Regions from separate parts of the Mus musculus genome. Here regions 1 and 3 are each linked to region 2. The links are chromatin loops, found by intact Hi-C in ENCODE. Cell type or tissue: gastrocnemius. All regions are shown on one strand.

Region 1 (8,000 bases), 200 kb after region 2:
GAAGTATTATTATCAGAGCAACAGGTCCATGCGGGTTAAGACAATTCAAGGAAGGGGACAAAGGATTATGTACTAGGCCTCAGGAAGTACTGAGGAAGAGATGGACATTAAATTGGCTTCTACAGGAAGATGAGCTTTGGGCATGCCAAAAAAGAAAACGGGAAGCAGGGTAGAAAAGCATGTAGAAAAGGAACAAAACAGTGGAAATGAACGAAAAATGAGGTGCTATTTGGATCAGAGAATATTCATGGCGGGAAGTCAGGGGCTATGGGAAAAGTGGTGAATTAGCAAAAAGCGGCTAGGCTAGCGGTTTAAGTGGAGAGCACAGATGTTTTCTTCAGTATTGGAAGCAGGCAGAACACACAAGGAAAAGGGTATTTCTGGAAGGGAATTCTGACTCTTGGGGCACGTGCTTCCTGGAAAGAGTTCAAAGCAGGAGGTCAAGTTATGAATGTGTGCTGTTGCGTCTGCCAGTGTCAGGACTTGTGTTCTCGTGGTGGGAAACAGATACCAGTCTACTGATGAACCTCCTCAAGTATCATTTGGGAGACATGACATGATCAAAGTCATTTCCACAACTGCTTCAAAACTGATCTCTGTCTTGCATTCTCTCTGTTTGTCCCACTCAATATTTTGAGGCAAATCTAGGAAATCCCCTTTGTGAGTGGTCTCTCTCTTTGTCAACCGTTCAGTCAAGTGATCCCAGTCAGTTTCTGTGTGGTAACTATCCCCTTCTGACCTCATGCCCTCTCTGCTTATTGACTGAGCTTCTCTCTAATGTAAATACTGCAGCCATAGGTAATATGGTAGGCACGTGGCTTTATGGTCTGGCACAGCAGAACTACTTGTAGCCAATGTCCCAAGTACGATTATTAAGGAAGCTAAGTCCTCCTGTGTAAGACGACTTATAGCACAGGTTTTCTTAGAGACGGGACGACAGAATGGAACTCAGAAGGGTAGAAGGGTTTAAGTGACGAAAGAAGGAAAGGAATTCCAGAGACAGAAATATCATCTGAAATGGTACTGAGTCTAGAAAGGACATGATGGGTAGGGGGAAGACAGGACAGATGACTCAGCCCATTCACATGGCCTTTGGCTCAACTACTGGAGTTGGTAAGTGTTAGCTGGAGCTGTTAAGTGCTTTCCTGCCTTTCCTTCCATCTCTTTAGAGTGACTTTTGTCAGTTTCTCACCTTGCTACTAGAGAGACACTTTCAAAATGTAAACCACAAATTCCACAGTGACTCCCCCGCCCCCCACACACACACAACTGCCCACACAGTGAAGGTCAAATTCCCAGCATGGGCTCGCAGGAATCTTCTGTTCCTTTGCCTGTGTTTCCACCCCCCTCCAGCCCTAAATGCCAATGGCTCTGTTTATGGCTCTTCAAAGCAGTCCTGTTCGGTCACCTACTTATGTCTCTGCCAACTGCTACTTCCTTTGCTTACAATGCCTTGGACTGCCTGCAGAACTGCCACGCTGCCTTTCATCGGGGCACAGACTCTGTAGTTTGTGAACAGAGGACAGCAAACTATAGCGACGATTGAAATTCGAAGCTTTGACCATTAACGTATGCTCTTGCTATCTAAAAACCGCTTTCCCTTTTTAACGTTAAAATTAGTGTAAAGGAATAATAGATTGTAACATGTGAGGATGAAACCAAATGCAAATGTCAGGGGCTATGAATGCAGCGTTTTAGAATAGATCATGCTCATTTGCCCATCGTCCATGTATTGCTTTTTTCCTATGACAGCTGAGTTGTTATAAAGACCCCAATGAAAAAACCTTACTATTCTCTGGTCATTTATGGGACAAAGTGTCTGATTCCTGCTTTACTCCTGTCCTTCCAGTTGGCTTTCTGGAAATTCCTCCCCAGGAGAAAGATTGCGTTTTCAGATGACATCCTATGGCATGCCTAAGAACCCAAGTCCCCTGAGGAGATGCCAGAGCTTCTTAGCTTTTTGCATGTATGGACCTCAGCAACTAGCAGAGTCTCCTCACTTGTATTACAGAGGCGAAACCACACCCATCCAAGGAATTTTTGAAGATCAAAGCAGTTAACACCATGTGTATTTAGCACAGAGCCTGATATCCAAAACCAGTTTGTTATACAGACTGTATTGACATCTTCCTGTTGACGTGTCTTATATATTCACCCATCGTTACACTTTACTGCATTTTAGTTATTTCCGCATTGAGTTCATTGTGGTTTTTTTTCCCGCTTGTAGAAGGTGAGTCTTAATAAGATATTTCTTGAATGAAAAAAAAAATGAGTATATGTGAATGGACTCGTTGCTGTGAACTGAGAATAAATGTGTCTTGTGTTGAGAACAGTTATTAAGAGTTAATACCCACATCATCTCCTTTGTGCTGTTTTCTTTTATGACTTACCTGGGTTTCTGAAATGAAATAAAACCAAGAACCATTTGCATGCAGATGCCAGAATACTTAAGACATTTTTAAAAACCAAACTAGAGGGCTATATTACATATTAAGGTTTTACAAGTAAATGCCAGCAACTAAATGTGAATGTTTATAGACTTAGGACCATTTCCTGACTTTTATTGGGACCATTTAAGGAGGGTATATTCACACGTTCTGATGTCCTGGTGTTGATGTCTGTCAACTTCTTTTCTTGTCTTCTTTCTGCCTCCCGTGCTTGAGGTTACATGGTTCAACTCAGCTCAAAAGCAATAACAGATACTTTCATAATGTGAGAAATTAAGAATAATCCAAACTTTAAAACAAATGACTAACACACACACACACACACACACACACACACACACACACACACACACAGAGAGAGAGAGAGAGAGAGAGAGAGAGAGAGAGAGAGAGCAGATCCCAGCCTTAACCAATCATCTAAAGATGGCTTTAGCACACATTGTTCATTTTTCTTGAGTTGTTGGGGGTACATTCTCTGTAACCCCATTCTGGGAAGGATTTGCAAGTCAGCTTAAGCTCTTGAATAAGAAGAGTTTGAGGACTAGGTTTAAGGCAATAGCAGAGTTAGTATCAGAGAGAAGGGGGTCACAGAAGGGCAAGTTCTAACGGTCTACCATGGACTCATGTCTGATTCTTCCACGTAATTCTTCTTTTCTTAGAGAACAATTGCTTATGATCTTGATGCTGTGTTGAGTCATGGTCTGTGATGCTGAAGTATTTTTCAAACCTGTTCCTGAGAGGACAGAGGTAGGAGCATGGGAGAGGGAGGAGGAAGACTTTAGACCTACTTACTAGCCTTGACTTGATAACAGAAGATCGAGTATTCAGTGGTGGTGGCAGAAGCATGGGCTATGGTCGAGAGTCATCTAAAAAATACGTGCACCTCAGTTTTGTGAAGAAAGTTGTGCCAAGTACAAGTGTCAGTCTGAGTTCTGCCACTGCAACTTGGCAGGTCAAAAGCTTGCTAAAGCAAAGACTGTCTAACCTGAGAACTTTAGGAAGGATCAGGATGATGTAAGAGTAACTGCTACGGAAGCTTGATCGGGTCATCTCGTGAGGATCGTGGACCACAAGCGGAGGGAAAATCATTTAGCAGCAATAACCAGCCTATGAAATGGATATAGTCATTCCCCTTTAAAAATGAGAAACTAAGAACTTATTGGTAACACAAATTCACTGACATAGTGGAGAAGTAGATTGTCTGGGATTCAAATCCAGGGAGCCCTAGTCCAGTTTCTACAAACTCTAAGACATGTCTAGTTTAATAGCCATGTTTAATTAAACATGTGTTATTTCACACACTATGTCAAGGACTTCCCATGCAGTATTGTCTCAAATATGCTTCAGCCACCTCTTGCTTCATAGCAAATCAGGACAACATAAAGATCATTTATTTGGTTCGTGAATCTGCACTTTGGGCTAGGCCTTGCTCCACCCAACACCAGCTCAACTAGGGCCTGAAGAATCGTCTTTCAAGATGGTTCACTCACATGCTGGGAAGTTATTGCTGTCCAGAGGTCAAGACCAGCAATCTCACTTGGTCTTTCTGTGAGTGCCTCCATATGGCCCGGGCTTCCTTGTAGTTCTATGGCTTGGTTTTAAGATCAGACATTCCCAGACAGAGCCAGCTGAAAATTGATTTACTGTTTACGACTTGTTCCAAAGGTATATGGCCCCACTTTCATCCAGTGTTACTGGCTGAAGCCATCCTAAAAGCCTGCTCAGGCAGAAGTGGAGAAACGGAAGCACTACTCCTACAAGGGCAGCCACTCCTGGTGGACCTGCAAGGACCTGGAGGGAACATTCTTGCAGTGTCACGAAAATGTGTTTACACACATTATATGACTTAATCTTCACAGTCTGAAGAAACTTTTGTTGTCTTTCTTGTTGTGATTAATAGTAGTTAACTGACTGGACAACATCTGTCTACAGCTGATAGGAGGTGGGAGAGAGCATCTATCCCTGTTTCAATTTTCCACAGATTGTATTAGATTCAGCTTGCAAAGCTTACCTCCTCACTTAAGACTTACCTATTTTCTCATGAAAATTATTGCTTCTTTCTTGTAATGTCTCATGATTTTTTTTCATGGATCTATTAGTGTGTTGCCCTCATGCAGCAGAAAAACCAGGTCCTAGCAAACATTGTTAAGAGGCAGAGACTCCAGATCTAGACTGCTTGAGTTTGAACTCTAGCCCTGAAGCTTCTTGGACGTTATGTTGACTACAGATTGGTAGCCGACCTCTCTAAATTTGTTCATTTTTACACTAAGGATAAGAATACCATCTTCTTAGGCGAGCTGTTAAGGATGAGAGTGATAATTTTTAAATGCCTGCCACATGGCAATTGCTATAAAAATGTTAGTTATTGGGCTGGAGAATGGCTCAGTATTTAAGAGCACTGGCTGCTCTTCCAGAGAAGAAGGGCCAAATCCTCAATACCCACATGGCAAACTCAAGGTGTGATCTCACTGGTCCCAGGGGATATGACACCCACCTCGGGATTCTGAGGGCACTGTATGGATATAGTACACAGACATGCATGAAATAAATCACCCATACACACAAATAATAATATAAAAATTATTAAAATGTTAGCTACTATTTGTGAATTTATTGAATGTCTGCTTTGATTGTTATCTCTTAGGGGGCAGTGATTCCTCCTTCTCTTTTCCTCTCACTGATAATAAAGTTTATTTTTATAGCAGTTTTAGGTTCATAGAAGATGTAAGGGAAGGTGCAGAGACTTCCCATACGCTATCTGCTCACCTGTATACATCACCTTCTCTATTATCAATCCCTTAGCATTTACTAAAGTTGCTCTACCTACACTGATGGATCATATTGTCTGCAGTCCATAGTTTCTATATTTTAAATAACAACCTTGTCTTAGTCACTGGTCTTTTGTTGCGAAAAGACACCACAACAAGGACACTGTTATATAAGAAAGCATTTACTTACAATTGCTGTGGCTGAGGCTGAGGCTGGCTTACAGTTTCAGAGGCTTAGTCCATTATCATCATGGTGGGAAGCATGGGAGGCACACAGGCAGACACTGATGAAACTAAGCAGTGAATTCTGACAAAATCACACCATGCAATAGGTCTCACATGGGAGGCTTATTAGGAGAGGAGGGAGGGGGCACAGGGGATGTCTATCAGTGGAGGAAGGGAAGAAAGGGTGGGGGAAGAAAAATGTACCTTTTTTTTTTTTAATCAGGACCATGTGACAGGAGAGACAATGGGAATGTGTACCTTCCAGACAGCTAGTGATGATCGGTCTTTGATTGGTCTTGCTGTGAATGGGTCCATCAGGGCTAGCTGTGAAGGTGAGTGATTGCTAACATTGTCTCAGGGTCCCTTTGGGCTAGCCATGAAGGTGCCTGATTGCCAATAGACATGGTGCTATAGAGGTAGCTGAAAGTTCTACATCATGATCTATAGTTAGACGGGGTGAGGGGGATGGGGGTGGAGTGGTGTGGGGGGGAATGTGAGGGGGTAGGGGTGGGGTCTGACAAGCACTTTTGAAACCTCAAAAAATACCCAAAAACTTCCTCTAACAAGGCCACACCTACTCCAACAAGGCCACAACTCCTAAATCTTTTAATCCTTTCCAAGAGTTTCACTTTTCTTGTGACTAAGCATAGGGGGTCATTCTTATTCAAATTACCACAAATCCTTCAATTTGCTGTGCCTTCAGCAACTATTTTATCTTGGTCTGGAACTTCCTTCTATTCTCATGAAAAGGTTTGGAGTTTTTATTACAAGTCCAGGTTCTCAATAAATCTCATAGAACATAGCTTTGGTGCTGTGTGTTAGAAGGCATCACCAAAATGAAGGCCATATCAATTTTCTCCTATACTATCTTCGTGGAGCTTTCTAGTTCTAAATCAGTGGTCACTTGAACTTAACTCTTTCAAAAGGTACATGGTCTAGATTCTGTTCTTCTTATATGGATGTCCAGTTGTTTCCCCACTTGTTTTTATTTAGATTGTTCTATCCATTTGGTTGTTTTGATGTTTGTTCCAAAGTGTTGGGTTTGGGGTGGAAGCCAAGAAAACTCACCAGAATCTTAAAAACCAAAGCTGTATTTTCAAAGTCTCCATGCAGACAGACAGTTCAGGATCTGAACCATGTCCCCAAAGGGAGATTGTGTCTATTTTTTAATTATTTACTTTACATACAGTACACTGTCATCCTCCTGGACACCCCCTCCACAATCTTTCCCCTCCCTGTCTCCCCTTCTCCTTTGAGCAGGTGCTCCCCCCCCCCAGGGGTATCCCCTTACCCTGGCACTTCAATTCTAGATTGCTTCCTCTACCATTGAGGCCAGACAAGACATCCCAGCTAGAAGAACATATCCCATGTATAGGCAACACCTTTTGGCTATGGGAGTCTGCATCTGTCTGGGTCAGCTGCTGGGTGGAGCTTCTCAGAGGACTTCTTGCTCCTATCTGCAAGCACAATAGAGTAGCATTAATAGGGTTAGAGATTGGTGCTGACCCATCCCATGCACATAGTCAATTAATTCAAAACAAACCACACATTTTTATTTATGACTTTGTATGCCTTTGTTTAAATAATTTCATTTGGGAGGTGCAAATGTAAGAACTATATATATTTTTTCCTTTTCAAATTCTACTTGATCATTTCTTGGATAAATGGGAATAATTGAGTTTTTTTTTCTGTGTTAATTTTGTGTTATATTTTGTAAACATTTTGTAATCACATATTACCTCCAAGAGGCCATCTCCCCTCAATTTACACAAAGATTATCAAGTGCCAAAGGTACTTTTATTTCTTTACAAATAATCTATATCTTATTTATTTCTCTTTCTTGTCTTAGCTCATTATCTGGGCTCCCAATATAATTCAGAAAATCAGTGGTGATAAAGGACAGTTTTGTAAGACTCATGATCTTAATGAGTGGCTTCAACAAAGGTGGCCTCAATGTCTGTGAAGTAAGCTGTCAGTTTTATGTGGGTATTACTCATCAAGTTTAGGAAGTTCATTTACAGTCCGTATTTACTGAGAACTTTTATCATGAATGAGCATTAAATTTTGTAAAGCGCCTTTTCTGCATCTGTTGGTTTGAGCATGTGAACTTATCTTCTTTAGCTTGTTAATATGATGAATCATGTTGATTTTCAAAAGAGGACATAGTCTTGTATCATTGTTGATATTTTTAAATTATATTTTTCAAGACTTTTTACATCTATGTTCACAAGGGATATCATTCTATAAGAATGATCATTATTTAGTACTATTTTCATTTGCATTAAGGTAATGATTACAATGTAGATTGAGTTAGGAATTATTTCCTACTTTTATCTTTTGAGAAATTGTTACTCCTGCCTTACGTATTTGGTAGCATTTACCAATGACCTCTTCTTAATCTAGTGTTTTGATTGTACTATTATTAATTATCTGTACAATTTCCTTAAATATATATAGTTGTATAAATATGTTAAAGTTGGATACTTCTTCTTTGAGATTTGGAAGATTGTGTCTCTCAATTTATGAGTCCATTTAATCTATGTTATTGCCCTTTCAACAC
Region 2 (8,000 bases):
CTGAGCTCTGTCCAGGATGGAGCTCCCTGGGCCTTGGGATGCTCCTGCCATGCACTTCATGAAGCTGCCTCGCCAGTTTCTATCCTGGCTTCATTGGGCACGCTTCAAAGAGAATAAGCTCTTATCCTCATAGTGTCTTAGAGATAGTAATAATTTTTAATGGATGTCTTCCACATACTGCATTATGGCATTTCTTTGACTAATAGCTGAAGATACATGCTCTAATCAGTCTGGAGTACACTCATGCTCATTTTATCTCGACGTTTGTTCTTGTTGAGTTAATGCAATTTAGAACAGATGAGACGAGTGTGTCTGTGAGAGTGTTTCCAGAGAGCATTCGTTGGGGGAGGCAAGACCTGCTCTCAGAGGAGACCCTAGAGAGAAGCAGTGTCCCATGCCTGTTTCCTTTGCTGTTCTGAGTGCCTCTATCACTTCAGTTGCTATCAAACCTTCTGGCACCAATTTGGTATCAGCAACTGGGCAGGGAGCTTCTGAGACTCCAGAACAGGATTGGAATTGCCAAACCATTCATCTCTGTGGACTGAGCAGTCACTGGATTCTCTGAATCTTCAGTATGTGGGAGGCCATTGGTCATTTCTATAACATAAACTAATAAAAAACACCCTTCTTATAACGTGCACACACACACACACACACACACACACACACACACACACACACATACACACACACGAAACACGTACATGAATTCTCTCCCTTTAATTCTGATCAAGAGAATCCCACTTCATACTGTGTTCAATATCCCCTAGGATTCCTCATAGTAATTCTTTGCTGGAAACTGTGCTGTAATGAGTGAAACCAGAAGAAACCACAGAATTTACTAGAATCTGCTGGATATTTACTTAAGAGTTTTCCAAATTCTTCTTCCTTATACTGACCCAGAGCTCCAGTCAGTGTAGTAACAGCAGTAAACTCATCTGTAGAGCATTCCAATGACCTTTCTGTGTCAGGTAAATGCATTTCAACACGGCGTTCATCTTTGTCTACAGACACATGGGTTCAGTCCTTCCTGTCTTATAGCTGTCTACATCTACTGATCAATACTAAGGTCCTACAGATGTTCCTCATACATTTCCATGCTGAAAAGTACACAGGGAGAGGGATCACATAATGGGAAAGGCCAAAGCTAGACTTTCTCCAAAATAGTGAGATCTACTTGTTAGAAAGCACGGGCAAAACAAGACCCATTTACTACATAGCTATTTATCCTGCATAGGCTACAATAATGCCGTCTCTGCTTCACTTGTGAAAGCCAGCCTCCTAGCTGTGCATTCTGTTGCAGTCCTGAGGCTGTGTGCCAACTCCCATGTGGCAGGCTTCCTGGCACACAACTTGGCTGGACATTTTGATGCCCGTGCCATTGGTGGTCCATGAAGTGGAAGGAACAGATGAGTGAGGGGAAAAAGGATACCGTGAGCCCACCCGGGAGCAGGTGGTAATGGGAAAGACATGGGCTTGGCCCGGGGAACACATTATTCTTTAATTCAAAAGGTGTGTGGAGGTGATCGAAAAGAGAGGCTTATGCCAAATTGAACTGGGAGATTAAATGTGCATCCCTCCCTAAAACTTCTGCTTATATTTCCTTGTGTCCCTGTCCTCTGTCATTTATGCTCCTGCTGTCGCCAAGGCAATGCTGTGTTTTATGCATGGCTAGTGCTCCAAGTCTGGGAATTCAGTTCAGACTTTCAATCAGTGTGAGGGCTTCAAGATCCAGCAGTTATCCTCCAGAGTTCCAGCTCACTCCCCTGCCTGCTCATGGCGGGGCTCCACAAATCAAATGCTTTCAGTTCTCCTAAACTGCTGTGGTCTCTTTTGTTCGTCTTCCTTGGCAACCACCCATCATTTGGGTTGGAACATTCTTCACTTAGCTAGCTCCTACTTTTCCTGTAAGACTACTTATCATGGGCCCACCCCCGGGGACTCTGACAAGCATTCGGACTCAGTCTGCAGCTAAGAAGCCATGGGTAAAGTTTGAAAACATTACGTGTTAATCTCTAACATGCAAAGTGTATACATTATACACATCACAAAGGTTTACTTGTCTGTTTTCACGGGACAGAAGTTAACACTTCAATGATAGAGAATATCTTGCATCTATAATGCTTAGCATGCACGAATTGCTTAATAAGTAGGGGAACTATATAGTTTACCATCCAAACTAGAATGTTATCAACAATTCTGCTGGAAAAGCAGGTACTAAGTGTGCCAAGCAGTGCACTCAAATTCTCCCTTTAGTTTCGACTGCTGAATATATTGGAATGATTTCCTTCCCCCCTCCCCCCTCCTTTCTTCCTTTCAATTGTAGATTAAACCATGGCCTTGTGTGTACTGTATAGGTGTTCTACCACTGTATTATAAACCAGCCATTTTAAAATTTAGAAATGGAACCTGTTAATTTCCCAGGCCACTTTTGTACTCTCTGGTAGCCCAGATTCACAAGCTCAACTTGTAATCCTCCTGCCTCAGCCTCTGGAGTAACTAGCACTACAGGTCCACACTCTAGGCCTTGTTTTCCTGATGCTGCCAACATCCAGTATACTTCAAGGCACACTGGATACGCTTCATGTTGAGAAGTGCTTAAGTCCATTCTCCTAACAGTTAGCTACCACCAGCACTTCATGTAGGACAGGCCATTTACCATTGCTATATGGCAGGGAGTTGGTAGTGCTTGCTACTTCTCATAGAAGAAGAATATTTTCAAATGAGTATACAAGAAGCTTCATGCATGGAACAGGTTGCACCAAGTCCAGTATCTTCTACTGTGAGAGTTCCCTTCTACAGTCATCTCTCCCAGGAGACTTTTCCTTGTGCTTGGTGAAACCTGTGGAATTTTGTACTCTTCAAAGTTATTCATAGAGAAAATTGTAGTAACACACATATGTAATCCCGGCACTCAGGTGGCCGACATACCTTGAGCTGGAGGCTAAGTTGGGCTGCATAGCAAGACTCCGTCTCAAAAATAAGCAGCCCACCAGACTAAAGTTAACGGTGAATACATCATCGTCTCAGACGTTTGCACGTGTTGTTCTTTCTTGAGAGTATGGTTACTGTGGAGACAGTGTTTGGAAGCTGTGAACAAGAAAAGAATGAAGTTTGGGATGTCGTTGAGTGGGAGGTCAGAAATACCAGAATTCCTTCATTCACAAACCGTTCTTGGCTAATGACTCAGTTCAGTTGGTTCAAGGGGACGTTTCTCAGTTCTCCTTTGACACTCTGTATTGTTTTTGCATTCTCACCTCAAGGAAGATTTTTTTTTCTCTTGTGTGGGAGTCCTCTGCCCACAGGGTCGTTTCAAGTTAGACTTAAGAATCACTCAGAGATGAAAAGAAAATGCTTAGCTGAGTCGCAGAGATCTTTGGTTCAGCTCTGAACTTTAAACAATTCCTTCTAAATATACACATCGCCTATTAACTCTTCCAAGTTTTCAGAGAAAGTATTAAATTTAACAAAAACTCAGGAGCTTGCTGGTACACAACTACTTCCAGAATCAGGCATTAATGACAGCGTTCAGTTATGGCCAAGGTATGTAGGTCTTTGGCTATGAGGTTCATGAGATGATTGTGTGTGTAGAGTAAAGGACTGAGAACTTGGTTAAGTTTCTACTTACCTGCTCAACAATGACTCCATTGAAGATGTCTCAGAGCACATGCGCAAGACAGAATATACACAGACTATACATCTTTTCAGAGAGTCACGAGACTGTCAGAAACTAAGAGAAATCTTCATTAGAATTCTTTAACCAAGCTATTCTCAAGTTCTTACTCTTTTTGTTTCCCACACTGGTTAAAACTCGTCCTTTCACAAAAAAACCCAAATTCTAAATTCTATCAAAGGAATTTGGTCTAATTATCTTACCCGGCACCTTCGCAACCAAAGAAAATTAAATCGAAGAAAAAGACCTGGATCTGACACAAAATATCCAGAGAACCTTGAGTAATTAATTTCCTTCTCCTCTTCCTGGCCTCATTATCCTCAGTGATACATGGAAACTAAGGACCAGAAAAGCCGACTGCACTGCAGTTCTGTGGGGTGCAGGCTCTAACTTCGAACGGAGAACGCGCCCTTTGACCACTAGTCGTCCTTCTTGTGCAGAAGATGAGAATGCTTCCTCTGGCGCTGCAAAGCAGACGGAAGTGTTTTCAGTTGGCTGGTACCCAGAAGAGAAAACTCGCCCCATTCACTATGCTGACCTTCGTTTGCTTATTATCTTTGTATTTTCCCAGAGAGGTCCATATACATAGATCTGCATTACAAAGAGGATGACATTTTTAAAATAAGCTAACTTCTCTGTAGTATGGTTAGCCATTAATTCTTTCCTTTGTAGGAAGTGTTCATTAAACTCCAGGTGAAGGGGTTTAAGTCCCAGAAGGTAGTGATCAAACGAACATAAGTGAATAATAAGTGGATTTTGTTTGTTTGCTTTAAAAAAAAGTGTTTCAAAAATGGTGTCCGTGCTTGCAACCACATATACTCACCCTTCTGGGTGCAAGAACAGGAGAGAACTACAAAGGCAACAAACTAGAAGCTTCCTTGTAGGCATACCTACCTGTGAGGCTAGGGACTCAGGTTTTTATTTATATGGTTGCAGACATCAACATCTTAAACTGCATTCTGAAATAAAGGAATGGAAGACACACTCAATGAAGGGCAGAACCTGACGCCCATTTTCAGGCAGTTAGAAACTCTCAACTATCAGGAAGAAAAAAGTGGCTTGCATCATCTTTTATGATGCAGTTTCCAATCAAATTTATTGCATGAGGGTGTGTGCTCTCTAGAGCTACTGGTTGAAAGCGGGAAAATATCTGACAGTTAATTATTATCACTTTAACTTTGGGAATGCAGCAATGAAGGTGAATTTAAGTTATCAAGTAGCCCTTTTGATGCCATATTTCTGTATGTGTAAGGACAGAAAGAAGGGGGTTATAATAATAGTCACATCAGTATAATTACATACATGACAATAACATATGCTATATTTAGGAATATATTATTTACAAATAATGCATATATCATGATATACACATAATACTATCTACCCTATTTACCTGTGAGTTTTGTAGCCTTAGATTCAACCAGCTAAAGAGCAAAAGTATTTGTAAAACAACTGTGTGTTTATTAAATATGAAAAAACACGTTTTGTGATTATTCCCTAGGTGGTAATAACTTTTACGTAGCATTTGTGTTGTATTAGGCATTAGAAATGATGCAGAGATGAAGTAAAGTATATTGGACTATGTGGGTAGGTTGTATACAAATAGCATATTATTTAAATAAAGAATTTAAAGAGCTTCAAATTTTGATGGCCTAAGGGGAATGAACTAGAATTATTTCCTTGCAGATTCTGAGGAACAGACATGTGTGTGTGTGTGTGTGTGTGTGTGTGTGTGTGTGTGTGTTTGTGTGTCTATGCGTGAGTGCATGCATATGTGCGTGCATGAACTTAAGTATATGCATATGTACCATAGCCTGGTATATATCATATATGTGAGTACTGTGCCTCTGTAGTGTATGTTATACACTTCTGTTACTATGTATAACACGTTGTGTGTTATGTTGCTGTAATACGATAATTGCCACCTTAATAGTAATACCTTACATTTTTTGGGCTTACTCTGTTTTGAAGATCATATTTCATGTTTTTTCTGAATTGAATCTTAATTTCTTCAGAGAGCCTATACGTTATGAGTTATGGTTACTCTTATGTGGTCCATGAAGAACCAAGGACTAAAAAAGAAGCCCCAGGACCCAAAGCTGTATGAAGCAAAGGCAGCATAGAAATCTATACCCAAACCGCAACAATTATACTCTGCTGTTGAAGACCAAAGGTTTGCCACTGGCCAGAAAGATGGAGGAATCATTTTAAAACACAGGAATGAATCTAGTTCATCCTTTATAACTCGGGCTGTAAGAAGTATATTAAATCCTAGAAGCACAGCCAAATATTAAACGGAGCTTGGAGAATCTTGCGGAATACTTGGCGGAGGAATTGAGGAAAATGGAAGGGATAGAGACTCAATAAGAAGATCAGTAGAGTCAACTAACCTGGGCTCTTGGGGCCTCCCAGAGCCTGAACCACCAACCAAAGAGAAAGCATGGGCTGGACCTAGGCCTCCCTGCTCATATGTAGTAGACAGGAAGCTTGGTATTTATTCAGGTCCCCCAACAACTGGAGCAGGGCAGTCCCTGATTCTGTTGCCTGCCTGTGGATCCTGTTCTGTTAACCAGGCTGCCTTGTCTGGCCTCAGTGGGAGAGGATGTGTCTAGTACTGCAGTGAGTTGATGTGCCAGAGGGGCTAGTATCCTCCTCCTTCTCAGAGGAGAAGAGAGGGATGGGTGGAGGGGCTGTATGTGTGTGGGGACCGGGAGGAGGGGGGATTGTGATTGGGATGTACAGTGAATAAATAAATAAAATAATGGAAAAAAATCCTGGGAACAATTTTTACTCTTTTCTGTGCATAAGATTTGTTGCTATGCAAAATTCATACATATGCTCGACAATGACTGATTACTTATCTCATAGTTATCGCTGTGAAGTCATCCATCTTCATAGTTGAAATGAAATAACTGTGACAATTTGAAACAATAGTAACAAAAACTTAGACCCTAGATTAAGATAATGGATATGTCTTTGATTTTTCAATGGTCAGAAAATGTAGTTTTGACCAAGCGAAGCACCAGTTGACTAGAATATGAACAGGAAAATATTCTATGTGGATATTAGAAGGCAAGAATACTAATAGAGAGTGCAAACTTCACTCCTTGGTTTATTATATCTGAAAGTAGTAACTTAGAAAAAGAAGTAAATATTTAAATTAAGATGTTATTGAACCTGGGATGGAGAGATGGCTCAGCAGTTAAACACACTGGCTGCTCATTCTTTGCCTTTGTGCAATCTACTGGGAAGATATTTTATACCCTACCACCATTAAACATTTTAACCGTATTTAGGCTGTAATCCTAGCTGTTCAGTCTTCCCTCCTCGGGTAAGGGTAAACCTCTTTGGAAACACCTTTGCTGAGGCTCTACCACTGCATATTTGAAATACTTCTGTACGATTAGTAGCCAATGCTGGATGACAGTTTTTAGATATCCTTGGCTGTATGTTAAGTGCCAAAATATTTTCATAAGCCCTCAATATCAAACCCGATTTTCAGGGAAGAAAATAATATACTGAAAATTATTTTATTATTATTTTATGTGTATAGGTGTTTTGCTCACAAGTATGTCTGTGTACTACATGCTTGCAGTACTCATAGAGGCCAGAAGAGGGTGTTGGAGTCCCTGGAACTGGAGTTATAAATGACTGTCAACTGCTTTGTGCGTCCTGGGACTCAAACCTAAGAGGTGCCAGGGTTCTTAACCACTAAGCCATTTCTCCAGGCCAAACTATTTTTAATTATCATTTAAAATTTGATTATTATTAATTTTTTGAGACCAAATGTCTTTACAGAGCACTGGTGTTCTTGGAACTTATTGGCCTTGAACTCACAGAGGTTCACTTGCCTTTGTTTCACAAGTGCTTTGATTAAAGGTATACCTGGCTCCAGCTCCAATGTTTTCTGTTTAAATTACTGTATGATTTCCTAAGGACTCTGAGGATAATCATGAAACTTGACAAAAATCATAAAATTACGTTGTCTTATTTATTATGTTTAACATTCCATTAAAAAATTTAAAGTTTACTTATTTTACTCTATGTATGTGAATATTTTGTCTCATTGTATGTTTGCACACCATGTGCATACCTGATAGATCTGGGGTCACAGATGGTTGTGAGCCACCTTGTAGGTGTTGGGAGTTGAACCCAGGTACTCTGCAAGAGGAGAACATGTTCTTAACTGCTGAACTATGTCTCTGACCCATTATTTAATTCCTTAACAAGATCAATTAATAGTGAGATATGTTTTTAAAAATTGGGATGATTATCATAACTGCTTCATGGGAGAAGAGTTATCTAAAGGAAAGAGAAGGCCATCAAA
Region 3 (8,000 bases), 530 kb after region 2:
TGATGTATGTCCACACAATGACAATCAGAAAGACACAGCCTCAAACAAGATGGAACACAGGGCTCACACCTGAAGTTGTCCACTGACCTCCATACTCCACTGTGGCCTGCATACTAGTTCCTAAATATCCCCCCACAAGGGACAATCTTGACTGAGAAGAAAAAAATTACAGTTGGTGGAAAAAGAGCCCAGGAATTTGAAGTAGAGTGGGGAGGAGAATTTTATTTATGACGGTTTGGAAGGAGGAAAAGGAAGGGAGAAATATAATTAAATTAAATCCTCCAAAAAAAAACATTTAAAAAAAGGAAAAAAATAGAAACAAGTTTTTTAAAGGACCAAATAATAAGAGTATATTGCTACTGTGAAATGAATATATATAGTTTCTTGCAAATCATTATTTTAGATTTCAGGATAGGTATGAGTTTGAGGTATAGGATTAAATGGCCTTCAATCCAGGATTTGGAGCAAACTTGAGTATTATTTGTGAGTTCACAAACATAATTCCAATAGGCTCACTTTCCGAAATTCTCATTTCAGTATAGAAAATATATTTATTCCTCTTAATCCTGCAAAATCAGAGGACTGAATGTAGCCTAAGATTCAGAAAAGGATAAACAAGTTTTCAGTTACAATCCTCTGCTTGAGAAATACTCTCACTTTAATCTACTTTGCATCAACATGTAGGATTTCAAAAAGAACAAAGCAACTGACTGCATATATCTCACACTGCAGCTAATTCTGGTCCCCATCAAGTCTCCTGCCTTAGACTTCTCACAGTTGACTTGAAATGGGCAATTGATCATCAAGTGCCTCCCAGCTTAATATGTAGATAAGCAAACCCAAATAACAACTTGTTAGTTTGTCAGTTTTAACAGTAACTATAGAAGTAAAACTGTACAAAATTGTTTACTATGACTTTCAGTAGTTTGTTTTTCCATTAAAAATAACTTATTTCTGTTGCAAAAAGAGGTGAAATTTCTTGATTTTGCTCTGGTGGTGTGTAGCTTTGGTATCAGCTGCCGATCCTCTACCAAATGTACTAAAATTACAGTCTTTTGGTTTCTACATGCGCTTTTAAAAAGTTCTGACCCTGCATGGGCTTTACATATTTGTATGTTGTGTGCAACTCTTTAAACAGACCTGTTCTTTCCTTTGTGAAAATGTGTATTTCCAATTTTCTCTAGGGAACATTACAGAATAATATGTATTGCACTTAGGTTTCTAGACCCATATTTACTCTGTAGTTCTTTGGAGTCATAACATTGTCACAGGAGATGTGTGACTCTAAGTAGCATCTAGGTAGGCAACATCAGTGGATCCAAGGTTCTTGTTTCGAATATTTTGTTCAGGAGGCGAGACCAGATGAGAGGAGGCAGGGGCATTTTCTGTATGTATCATTTATCTTACAATTCTTTGACCTGTAGTTTCCTGGAGCAAGTTCATACATAAATTAACTTGATAAAGTAATAAAAGAGAGCAGAAGGGTAAGACTGAATGATTTCTTTTTAGCATCATTTTTGTAAAGAAAAGAGAAACAGAGGTCTAGCTATGCCTCAGTGACTAAACTAAAGACCACTAGTAAAACACAGAAACAGCTCTGAACAACCACAATGTTCACAGCTCTGTCATCAGCTATGAGTGATGGGGATGGGAAGCCTAATAGGAAAGGTTAGAATTTAATTACATGTTTTCATATCTTTCAAGTATTTGAACATCACTCCTCAATCATGTGCGTGTCCTATCACTTGGTGAAGATTAAAACTTCAACTGTAGGCCTTGAATGTCTTGCCAAATCCTTGGCTACAAAGAATAGGAGAAATTGTTGTAACAAGGCTTCAAAAGACACAGCCCAAGCATAGGAGTCATGCAGGAAACTTGAGTTCAACTTTACCTAGTTAGAACTGCTTAGTCATACATATGTTTTAAATAAACCAATGATCAGAAATGTACAGTGAGATACTAATGGTCACTTCGTACTTTTCTCCAGCCCTGATGCTGTGAGTTTAGTGTGTAATTTCCAGAATTTCCTAATGCAGGAATGGCAAACAGAAATTTCTACAGTGATAGAAGTTATCTGATGTTATTTAGTATGGTATTGTGGTTAATGTGACTGAGGCGATTAATTTAAAATAAAAACTTTATGCATTTATTATTTATTTAGGTTTCAATTTTAAATCATAAACTGACAAATTATACTTGCATATGTTTATGTATTTTAAAGTTTCCCTGTTATTTATGACTATAACTTAGTTTTAATTAATGCAAATGTTAATTGCCCATATGTGCCTTTTAGTCTCCATATTGTGGACCACACATTGTCTAGTCTTGTATATACATATACATAAAAATCTTTTGCTGTTGAATAAAAATCAAATTATAGCATATAGATTTTCCAGAACTTGTTTTTTCTGCTTAATGACTTTAATCTGATCCATTATTTTACATATGATTATGTAAATACAGTGTTAAATGTAAGTGCAAATTAATTCCAATAATGACCAATAGACCTATCCAAATCTTTCCAAACATTATATTTTATGTGCATTCTAGGTTTCCTGAGTGATATAATAGATGGGGGTTGCCAATGTGTTGAAATGATGGTTCAGCTGTTAGGAGTACATGCTACTCTTGCAGAAGCCCTGGGTTCTGTTCCCAACACCTACATTGTGTCATACAACTATCTATATCTATAGTCATACAACTATCTATATCTATAGTCATACAACTATCTATATCTATAGTCATACAACTATCTATATCTCTAGTTCCAGAGAATCTGGTTCCTTCTGACCTCTGCAGGTACCACCCACACACATGGTACATATGCATGCTTGTAAACAAAACACCCATACATGTCAAATAAAATAAATAATTCTTAAAGAGAGAGAGAGAGAGAGAGAGAGAGAGAGAGAGCCTAAGATGCCTTTCCAAGTATTTGAAATTAAAAAAAAATCTATGCTAAAATTGTGAATCATTTCACCACCAAGAACCTCTCAGGGGTGTGGAATAAACTCAAGAGAGCCCATATAGGAACCAACAATTTGATTCATGTTGCTCTCTGCCTTGGTGAGAAAAGTTTCTGTTTGCAGTGGACCACAGTGAATGTAGAAACTCACAACTGGGCAAAGTGCTGAGAAGTAACTGCTGTGCCCAGTCCTGAATGAGAGCTAATTTTCCTCTCTCCCAGGCTCAAGGTACTAGCAGAATAGTGTGAAACTGATGCTGCAACTCCTTTAAATGTTTGAAATAAATACCAAAGATGTCCAGAATTTTCTTTGGAAGATATTTTAAATTGATAGATGTGTGCATAGATATTTTTCTTTTCATATGTCTTCAATAAATTGAACTTTGCAAAAAATTTTTCTTCTCATTAAATTATGACAAATCAATTCAGAAACAGTATATCCTTTAATTTCAATTTTTTATTTGAGATATTTATACATGGTTGTAATGTATTTTGATCAAATCCACCCCCACATCTTTCCCTCCTTCAGTTCTTTCTCTATCCCCCAATCATTTTTTTTTTCAAATTTCATGTGCTCCATTTTAAACTCACAGAGTTGGCTTTGTTCTGCCTATATGGGCATGGGTGTAGAGCCACCTACTGGTGCATGTGGAACCTCTTCAGGATTATATCCCTGAAGAAAAAGGATTTTAGTTCCTTAGTAACTTTTAATTGCTAGTAGCTCCTCAGCTATAGGTGGAGCTTCATGAACTATAGTCCCACAACCCTAAAGAAATAGAAACAGTGATTAAAAGTGTTTGAATTTGGATTTGTCTTGAAATATCTTGGTTTCTCCCTTAATGGTGATTGAGAGTTTTGCTGGGTATAGTAGTCTAGGTTGATACCTGTGGTTTTTTTTAGAGATTGCTGAATATCTGTCCAGGCCCTTCCAGTTTTTAGAGTCTTTGTTGAGAAGTCAGGTATGATTCTGTTAGGTCTGCCTCTGTATGTTATCTGGCCCTTTTCCCTTACAGCTTTTAATATTCTTTCTTTGTTCTGTAGTGAAGAGGTCAGCTCAGAAACTTTAGAAAATTCCACTGGACTCCTCCCCTCCTGGAAAAGAGAAGTCATAAAGAATATAGACAACCCTCCCCTCTGCAAGGGAGGGGCTCTAATTACATTCCTCAGACCACAGGGAGGAGGGACAGACCACCAGCCCACCAGCCCACCAGCCCACCAGCCCACCAGCCTACCAGCCCGCTGCATCTTTGGGTAGGGAGACCCAGAGCTGGTAGACACATTCCGAAACCGTTGTTCACCTACCTCATTCCCTAAAGACCAATCAATTTAGAAGTCACACTGTTCTGCCAATCACCTTGTGCCTAATGGCCGCTGCCTTGAGAATGGTATAAGGGCTCGCTGGACGGGACTCACATGGTCATTTTCTCTCTCCATGTGCAGCTGTGTGCCCAACATGTTAGAACAATAAATTCCTCTTGCTTCTTATATTGATTCCCGGCTCTGCATTGTTCACTCAGGGAGTCCCCGGTAAGCTAAGGCTCACCATAGCTTTACAGTAGATTTTGCGTTTTTATTATTATGTACCTGGATGATTTTTTTTTTCTGGTCCAGTCTAGTTGGTGTTCTATAAGCTTCTTGTATGTTTATAGGCATCTCTTTCTTTGGGTCAAAGACTCTAAAAACTGGAAGGGCCTGGACAGATATTCAGCAATCATAGAAGTTTTCTTTTATGATTTTGTTGAGAATATTTTCTGGCCTTGGAGCTGGGACTCTTCACCTTCTTCTGTTCCTGTTGTTCTTAGGTTAGGTCTTTGCATGGTGTCCCAGATTCTCTGGATGTTTTGTGTCAGGAAATTTTTAGCTTTAACATTTTCATTGACTGATATATCAATTTCTTCTATTCTATCCTCTACACCTGAGATTCTCTCTTCCATCTCCTGTATTCTTTGGGTGATGCTTGCATCTGTTGTTTTTGTTCTCTTCCCCAGGTTGTCCATCTCCAATGTTCCCTCAGTTTGTGCTTTCTTTATTGCTTTTATTTCTGCTTTCAGGTTTGGCACAATTTTATTTATTTCCTTTACCTGTTTTATTGTATTTTCCTGTTTGTCTTTAAGGGATTTATTTGCTTCCTCTTTAAAGGCCTCTATCATCTTTATAAGATTGGATTTAAGGTAATTTTCTGTGTTTGGGTTGTGTTAAGATATCCAAGGCCTGCAATAGCAAGGTAGCTGTGCTTTGAAGGGGTCATATTACCCCGGCTTTTGTTGATTGTGTTCTTTCAAGGGCCTTTAGCCATCTGGTTTTGGACCCTGGATGTTCTTCTCTTTGTAGGTATGGGAGTGGGATGAGCCTTGCTGATCCTGGTGTGGAAGGCTTCTGATGGATATCTTTGAGCTGTATGTTTCAGGAGTCTCAGGTCCAATGAAAGTGGGTGGAGAGGTAGCAGGAGAATGAAGGTCTTTCTGGGACGGCAGGGTGCTCAGGGCAGCTTGGCTTGGCTCAGAGGGCTCAGTGAGCATGGCAGCAATACAGTCTTGCTATCAAGGTTTGTAGGAGAGCCAAGAGCAAAGGCAATAACCTGCACTGTTTGGGGAACCTACATATCTCCACTGGCCAACAACTCAAAAAGAGGAATTCCATACTGCCAAGAACCATTTAGGAGAAGCTAAAATCAAACAGATGATCTTCCTGAGATAGTTCCTTCATGGACTTAAGTCTATGATGAATTTGCTTCTCTGGGCAAGGCTAAGAAGATTGTATCTGAGGAAAGATTCCTGCTATTAATATGCTTTTCTTGTTATTATTGAGTATGTAACAATCACTAGGTACTGACTCGCCCTTTTGAGCAGATTTCTACAGACCTACAAAGATCTTGTAATTATGCTATGTAGACAAATAGATAATGAATCTACAGAATTCCTGATTTAATTCAAATAATTTTAGGTAGAAAGTTTTTAGAGATGATCTTAGTTGCTAGAAAGACATAATAAAGTTAGAATCAAGAATAATATGTGTTGACTCCTCAGAGTTGTAAGTAAAGGCTACATAATAAGAAATGCATTGAGCTTTCATAATTACTCTTAAATGAGAAACAGACTTGAAACAAATTTGTGTTCAAGGAAAAACATTTATGTCCAAGGATAAAGTCATAGGTATATACCTGGCAAGGCCATGTAAAACTGTTGCTTTGAGCTTATAATGAGTATATTATAATCAAGCGCTGCTTTGAACTAATATCAACCTCCTTTAACTCCCATTCTATGTAACATTTTATCTCTGAGGTAATTTTCTAAAAATCTTTTTTGTCTAAGGAGGTATAAAAAGACCAGAAAAAAAGAAAGAGAGAGAGAGAGAGAAAGAAAGAAAGAGAGAGAGAGGGGGGGGGAGGGAGAAAGAAAGAGAGAAAGAGAGAAAGAGAGAAAGAGAGAAAGAAAATTGTTGGTTGAGTGGTTTGGCTTGGGGAGCTTTGCCCCTTCTATCCATCCATCCATCCATCCACCCATCCATCCATCCATATGTGTATGTCTGTCTATATGTATATGTGTAGGTATAGGTGTATATATGTAAGCATGCACAAATACTTGTGGAGTTGACTGTGACAGACAGTTATGTCCAGCCAGAGTATGGGTGTATGAATGTTTGAATGTGTCTGTACATATTTGACATAAAGCACCTTAATTCGTTTCCTTTCCTTCATCTCTGGTTCAAAAAGAGTTAACCAGCTTAGCCAGAAAGGTTTCTGTCTAAAGGAAGCACCAGCAATAAATCCTTTTACTTAAGTCCCGCACCCCCAGCCTCCATTTTACATTGAGGTGCTAAAAGGCAGAGACTGCAGTTTCTGTCCTCAGAGGAACTCAGGCAGGTCAGCTATCACTGCAAAGTAACTAAAGTAATTTAGACTTAAGACAAGTAAATGTTTTATTATAGAAAAGGCAGATCTAAATATCTCACAAGACCGAGTCTTGTATCTTCCCCCCCACCCCCCCATTAAGAGAGAAAGAACAGCCAGCCAGCACCACACCTATCATGGAATTTTGTTTGTTTGTTTGTTTGATAGTGGATGTGATCTGGGAGAACGTTGTTTGTCTTATAGGGTGACTCCATTTTAACTCCTTTTATTTATGGATCTTCCCATATTTTAGGAAGCTTCTACAGTAGTAGGTTTCCGAATGGCTTTTAAGACTATATTGAACAGGAAGGAGTAGGCAGTAGACATACTTTGTCTTGCCCTGGTTTCAGTGGACATGCTCTGAGCTTTTCATCACTTATCATGAGTGTTGACTGTAGGATCATTTTATATTTCCTTTATGTGTTGAAATATGTTCCTCTTAATCTTTCTGAATTTTTTATTCTTAAATAAGATATAGCAACATAGAAACTTAAAAAAATATCAGGTCTTTTCTAAACCTCTTTCAACTTAGAATATCCCAAGCTTACATTTTTGTTTCTATAGATTCACTAGCTGATAAAATTCTGTTCAGATATTTTTCTGTCATTATTTTCTTAGTTTCTCATGCCAAATCTTTCCCATAGCTTGAAAATTTCCAAGTATAAACACACACAGAAACAGTCAGACAGATAGATACGCATGCACACGCGCGCGTGCACACACACACACACACACACACACACACACACACACACACACTACCAGCAAAAGTCTGAAAGAGAGGACAAATATTGTTCTCACTTCCTTTTAATTTCCTCTATTTCCTGAATTTTTGGTCTTTCCAGTTTTGATTCCCTTAGCTTTCTTAAGTTTGAAGTTTTGCTTTTTTTAACTTCTCGAATCGATATATCATGAACAGGCAAAGGTTCAGACATCTCAGGAGAATTACTTAAACCTAATAAGGCTTGCTGTCTATTAGCATTCCTTCTAGGCTCCACCCTGCAGTTACCTGACAACAGCCAGGTAGGCCTGGTTTGCTATAAAAGAGGCTGTGCCCTCCTTGCTCTCTCTGGCCTTTCTCTCTCTGCCCCTCTTCTCTCCCTGACCCCTTTCTTCCTCTCTCTTCTTCCCCTCCTCCCTCTCTCT

The links. Hi-C counts contacts between places; a loop is a spot of excess contacts. Peaks named below come from ENCODE experiments on the same cell type or tissue, not always from the same donor. Only the 100,000 strongest peaks of a DNase experiment are listed, where the experiment ranks them.
Region 1: it touches region 2 in a loop (3.0-fold over the local background); 6 of 42 quality-filtered maps call a loop at or near these places.
Region 3: a loop joins it to region 2, with 6 times the contacts of the local background. A loop is called at or near these places in 17 of 42 quality-filtered maps.

What each region holds. Positions count from the first base shown.
Region 1 is chr10:99,840,309-99,848,308 of GRCm38, forward strand. No RefSeq gene overlaps it. Among named protein-coding and RNA genes, the nearest start is that of Gm35437, 59 kb to the right of the region's middle. In gastrocnemius, no CTCF peak of the experiment used is centred here; no DNase peak of the experiment used is centred here; H3K4me3 peaks cover 263 bases; H3K27ac peaks cover 916 bases.
Region 2 is chr10:99,637,887-99,645,886 of GRCm38, forward strand. All of the region lies in intron 1 of Gm20110 (predicted gene, 20110), which reads left to right. It also overlaps the pseudogene Gm18409. Among named protein-coding and RNA genes, the nearest start is that of Gm35101, 19 kb to the right of the region's middle. In gastrocnemius, CTCF peaks have their summits at 4,091 and 7,283 (motif pointing right); DNase peaks (open chromatin) are centred at 1,346, 1,776, 4,106 and 7,292; H3K4me3 peaks cover 248 bases; H3K27ac peaks cover 413 bases.
Region 3 is chr10:100,167,442-100,175,441 of GRCm38, forward strand. No RefSeq gene overlaps it. Among named protein-coding and RNA genes, the nearest start is that of Gm35533, 27 kb to the left of the region's middle. In gastrocnemius, a CTCF peak has its summit at 3,605 (motif pointing left); a DNase peak (open chromatin) is centred at 3,589.